Linked DNA regions of Homo sapiens: region 2 is linked to region 1. A link is a loop called in an ENCODE intact Hi-C map of the cell type or tissue named here. Cell type or tissue: mammary epithelial cell. All regions are shown on one strand.

What was found. Peaks named below come from ENCODE experiments on the same cell type or tissue, not always from the same donor. Only the 100,000 strongest peaks of a DNase experiment are listed, where the experiment ranks them.
Region 2: a loop joins it to region 1, with 18 times the contacts of the local background. A loop is called at or near these places in 99 of 110 quality-filtered maps.

What each region holds. Positions count from the first base shown.
Region 1 is chr10:72,363,339-72,365,838 of GRCh38, forward strand. No RefSeq gene overlaps it. Among named protein-coding and RNA genes, the nearest start is that of DNAJB12, 9.7 kb to the left of the region's middle. In mammary epithelial cell, a CTCF peak has its summit at 1,118 (motif pointing right); DNase peaks (open chromatin) are centred at 653 and 1,123; H3K27ac peaks cover 1,423 bases.
Region 2 is chr10:72,833,069-72,835,568 of GRCh38, forward strand. It overlaps MCU (mitochondrial calcium uniporter), which reads left to right. Exons shown (of 8, transcript NM_138357.3): 2 at 1,291-1,360. Among named protein-coding and RNA genes, the nearest start is that of OIT3, 59 kb to the right of the region's middle. In mammary epithelial cell, a CTCF peak has its summit at 1,344 (motif pointing left); no DNase peak of the experiment used is centred here.

The DNA.
Region 1 (2,500 bases):
TGCTGGGATTACAGGCGTGAGCCACCGCGCCCGTCCACTTTTTTAAATAAACAAAACCAAGCCACTTCCTCTGCAAGCCTGCCTTGAACTCCCAAGTCTGCATTAGATGGCCTTTGAGACAGGGTCTTGCTCTGTCACCCTGGCTGGTGTGCAGTGGTGTAATCTTGGCTCACTGCAGCCTCAACCTCCTTGGCTCAAGCAATCTTCCTGTCTTAGCCTCCTGAGTAGCTGGGACTACAGGCGTGTGCCACCATGCCTGGCTAATTTTTTTTTTTTTTTTTGTTTAGAGACAGGGGTCTCACTGTGTTGCCCAGGCTGGTCTTGAATTCCTGACCTCAGGTGATCTGCCCGCCTTGGCCTCCCAAAGTGCTGGGGTTATAGGTGTGAGCCACTGCGCCTGGCTCCTGCTCTTCTAAGTGTTCTTGTAGCAGCCTGTACTTAACTTTATGGCTTATTTTCTGTTTTCCTCACTAGAATGCAAACTCCTTGAAAACCTTGCTTAGTGCTTGGGTCCATGGTAGGCGATCAGTAGAGTTGTAGAATGAAGAGAGTGAATTATACCTTCTTAATTCCTAGGAAGAATTCCCATTCTTAGGACACAGAGAACAAACAATACATCATGGGCATAAATAGCTCTTTTCCTTTGCGCAATTACATTCAGATCCCTAGTATCACTCTTTTTTCTTTTTTTGAGATTGCTCTGTCGCCAGGCTGGAATGCAGTGGCGTGATCTCGGTTCACTGCAACCTCCACCTCCCGGGTTCAAGCAATTCTCCTGACTCAGCCTCCCGAGTAGCTGGGATTACAGGCATGTGCCACCATGCCCGGCAAATTTTTGTTGTATTTTTAGTAGAGTTTAGTAGAGTCTGTGCTAATCTGTGCTAGCCAGGATGGTCCCGATCTCCTGACCTTGTGATTTGCCCACCTCGGCCTCCCAACAGTGTCACTCTTTATGGTTATGATCCGTCTCTGGCCGTTCATTCCACTCCACTCCATGCGACTCAGGTCCCTGGGGAGGCCTATTTTCTGGAGTAGGGCTGGGTCTAGGCTGGAATCGCGCAGCCTCCCCTTCTCTGGCTCTGGGCCAATGAGCCCTTGCACGGAGCCTTCTTGCCAGCAGGTGGCACTTGAAGCCTGAAAGCTAAACCAGACCCTGTCTCCTCCTCCTTCCTGTTCCGTTTCTTGAGAGAGCACATAACCCTGCTTGGGCTGTGCTAAGGCTTGCAGTCAGATGCCCTCGCCACGGGGCTTGACTCCTGGCTCCCAAGCTGCCGTGCCTGCTTCCTTGCCTGGATGCAGTCATTGCCTGGACCTCTCCTTTGCCTTAAGAGTCCAACAGGGTTATAGAGCATATGCTCTAGCCAGAACTAAAACTAGGTGGGGCACTTAACGATTGTGTACTCACATTCTTTGTTTTTGAGACAGGGTCTCACTCTGTCGCCCAAGCTGGAGTGCAGTGGTGTGATTTCAGCTCACTGCAACTTCTGCCTCCAGGTTCAAGTGATCCTCCCACCTCAGCCGCTGGGACTACAGGTGTGTGCCACCACACTCGGCCAATTTTTATAATCTTTAGTAGAGATGGGGTTTTGCTGTGTCGCCTCAAATTCCTGGGCTCAAGCGATCCTCCCACCTCGGCCTCCTATAGTGCTGGGATTACAGATGTGAGCCACCATGCTGGATGAGCTGAGTCTTGGAGGAGGGGAGGCTTATTCTATCTAGGTTAGAAGAAACAATCTGAATAAAAACCGAAGCAGAAATCAACCCTGTGTGTTCCCATATGCTCCCCAGCTCATCAAAAACTCTGCCTACTAAAATCGTCTCAGGCTGCTCACATGTCACCTTGCCTGAGGACTTTTTCCTTGGGGGACCTTGGTCTCTTCTGGGTCTTAGCTTGTACCTCTCACCTGCACATTTAACCTATTGTGCCAAAGTGCGGCTGTCATGTCTTCTTGAGCACCTGGACCACCCTCTGCTTCCTCAGGCACTCCTAGGAGCTGGTGGAGTTCATTTGGAATTCCATGTACCTGTGATAGGTACCCTTGACCCTGGGTTTCAAGATGTTGCATGTGAGATCCTGACCCTCTCCTGCCATGCTCCAGCTTTCAGCTTTAGCGAGCCCAGGCCAATCAGCAGATCTCTTGTAGGGAAATGAATGTCCCACAAAGGCCGTGAATGAGACTCCTCTTTCAGGCTGGAGAAAGGAGGGTCAAAGGAAAGAGTGATTTTAGGATTCGGGGACAAATTTAAGAAAAGCTCACATTTTGCTTATGCCCCAGGCCTGGAGCAATGAGAAGAGCAAAGCCTTTGCTTTGATACCAGGGACACCCCAAGAGGGGAAAGGTGGCAGACAGATGATAAGATAGGAGAGTGGCCAACTCCTTTGAGAGATAATCTGATATCCCAGAAAGGATGTTAAAAGTGAGGTTGTGGCCTGGTGTGGTGGCTCACACGTGTAATCCCAGCACTTTGGGAGGCCGAGGTGGGCAGAACACTTGAGGTC
Region 2 (2,500 bases), 470 kb after region 1:
AAATAAGACTAGAATGTTAGTTAAAACAATGTGGCTACTAGAGCATGAACAGAATAGAATTTCAGAAGTAGATCCAAATTCATGTAATTATTTGGAAAATTATAAAGATAGCATTTCAAATAAGAAAGGAAAAGATGTATTATTCACTGTATGGGACAGCTATGTTGTCATTAGAGGGAAATTAGTTAGATTTCTACTTAGTAACTTTGACTAGAAGTAATTCCTAATGAATCAAAGATTTAAAACGAAACTAGCTGTGAGCCAAGTCTCAAGTAATTTTTAAATTATTTATTTAAATTGTTTATAAATGTCAGTCTTACATTTCTGCATGCTCTTTTAAGTTGAAACGAGATGGAAATTAATGATAGTCATACAAAGTCCATCAGCACAAAGAAAAATCATTTAGGACTCTGTGACAATGCACACCTTAATACAGCTTAGTAGATACTAAATGATTTTTCTTTGTGCTGATGGAATGGAATATGTCAGGCCTGAAGCTGGTATATTGGATTTTGTTCAGTTAATGCCTGCCCTTCCTCTTCCTTTGATACTTTTTGGGGTTGGGAAAGTAAAAGATACAAAGGAATAAATTAAGCATTTGGCAAGTGAGAAATGTATTCAGTATTCATTCTGAAACATGGTTTAGTTATGAGAACCTGAGTCCCAGATCCACATCCACAGTGATTGCTCTTCGAGGAAGTAGTAGAGGTGGATGTGAGTGTGAGTGATTTTTTCTAACACTCTGAAGCGGTCGTGATTAAGGACTCAACTAGTGAGGTTGCCTCTCCAGGTTTTTTAAAAAGGAGAGTGAACATAAAGACCAGATGCCTACTCAATAATAGTAAATTCTTGATACAGCTACTTAATAACTCTCATACCTGGTAAGAGATAGGAAGGAGACGCAGATCTGAAAGGTAACCGGAGGAAGAAAAAGCCAGAAAGTTTACTTGAGGCCTGGTAGCACCTAGAATCAATATTAAATGTTTTTAAAAGTACATAAAACATGATTTGTATAATTCTAATTTTGTTTAATGTAACATGTATACTTGTGTTTGTATATGTAAATGTGTTTGCATAAATCTTGAAAACATACCAAAATGTTCACCACTATTATTTCAGGATGATAGGAGTTTGAAAGACTTTTATTTTCTTTTATCTGTATTTTTAAAGTTTTCTACAAAGCATGCATATTACTTAAGTAATCATATGTATATATTTATTATATACACACACATAAGTATATGTTTGTTGTTCCATTCTGACAGTAGATGTATCTTTTGTGTTTTCTAGGTACACCAGAGGATCGCTTCCTGGCAGAATTTGGGAGCTGTTTATTGCAGCACTGTTGTGCCCTCTGATGGTGAGTTTCAGCAAATCCACCTTTTATGTCTAATATTATTTCCTTCTTAGCTCAGTGTTTCCTATTCTCTGACACAAAAATTTATAAACCATACTCTTTCAGTTAAGGTGGGCTTAGGGGTCAGAGAGAGAAAGGAGGAGAAGGAAAATAAAATTTGGATGAGAATCTAGTGAGTTTAGAGAAGAAACCAAGAAGAAACACTAAGTTCCATTAAGACTTTATAGGTTAAATGATCATTTATCTTTTATTTTTGAGATGGAGCCTTGGTCTGTCGCCCAGGTGGAGTGCAGTGGCGCGATCTCAGCTTAGTGCAGCCTCTGCCTCCTGGATTCAAGCAATTCTCCTGCCTCAGCCTCCCAAGCAGCTGGGACCAGGCGAGCACCACCATGCCCAACTAATTTTTGTATTTTTTGTAGAGACAGGGTTTCACCATGTTGGCCAGACTAGTCTCGAACCCACGTGATCCGCCCACCTCGGCCTCCCAAAGTGCTGGGATTATAGGCATGAGCCACTGTGCCCAGCCTCATTTATCTGTTAAAACTAGGGACATAGTTAATGTGAAGATCACAGAAGCACCATCTTTGGTGTTTTCTAACCATTGGGTCTTCACATTATGGATAATGATCAAACACTCCAGCCTCTTGTTGTATCAGAGCCTAGACAGAAGGAACTCAAAGTCTGAGACCTCCTGCTCTTGCTTATCTTTTTCCCTACTTAGGCATAGGACTGCAATACTCTTCTTTGATGTGGGAAGGGATAAACAGATGCTTGGAGACCAATGCAATCCTTCGTAAATGTCTATGATGCTATAAACTGGCGACAGGATCCAAACCTTTGTTGTTTTTATGGTAGTGGAGGGAGATGTGTTTACAACTCTTATTGTCATTTCTCTTACCCGGTATTGTGCATTTACAGTTTAGGTTGCTTAGTTTAGGGGTTGACTGTTAGATATGTTTCCTCTGTATAAAGTTTAGTTTGATAGAGCTCTGATTTCAACCTTAGAAACATTAATTCGTAAGCATAACAACCACTGAAAGAGCATCCTGCAAATTTACAAGGGTGCCTAAAACTAAAGAAGCCCAGAAAATGAATCATGAGAACACTAGAATCCCCAACATTTAGTCAGTATAATATTTGCAG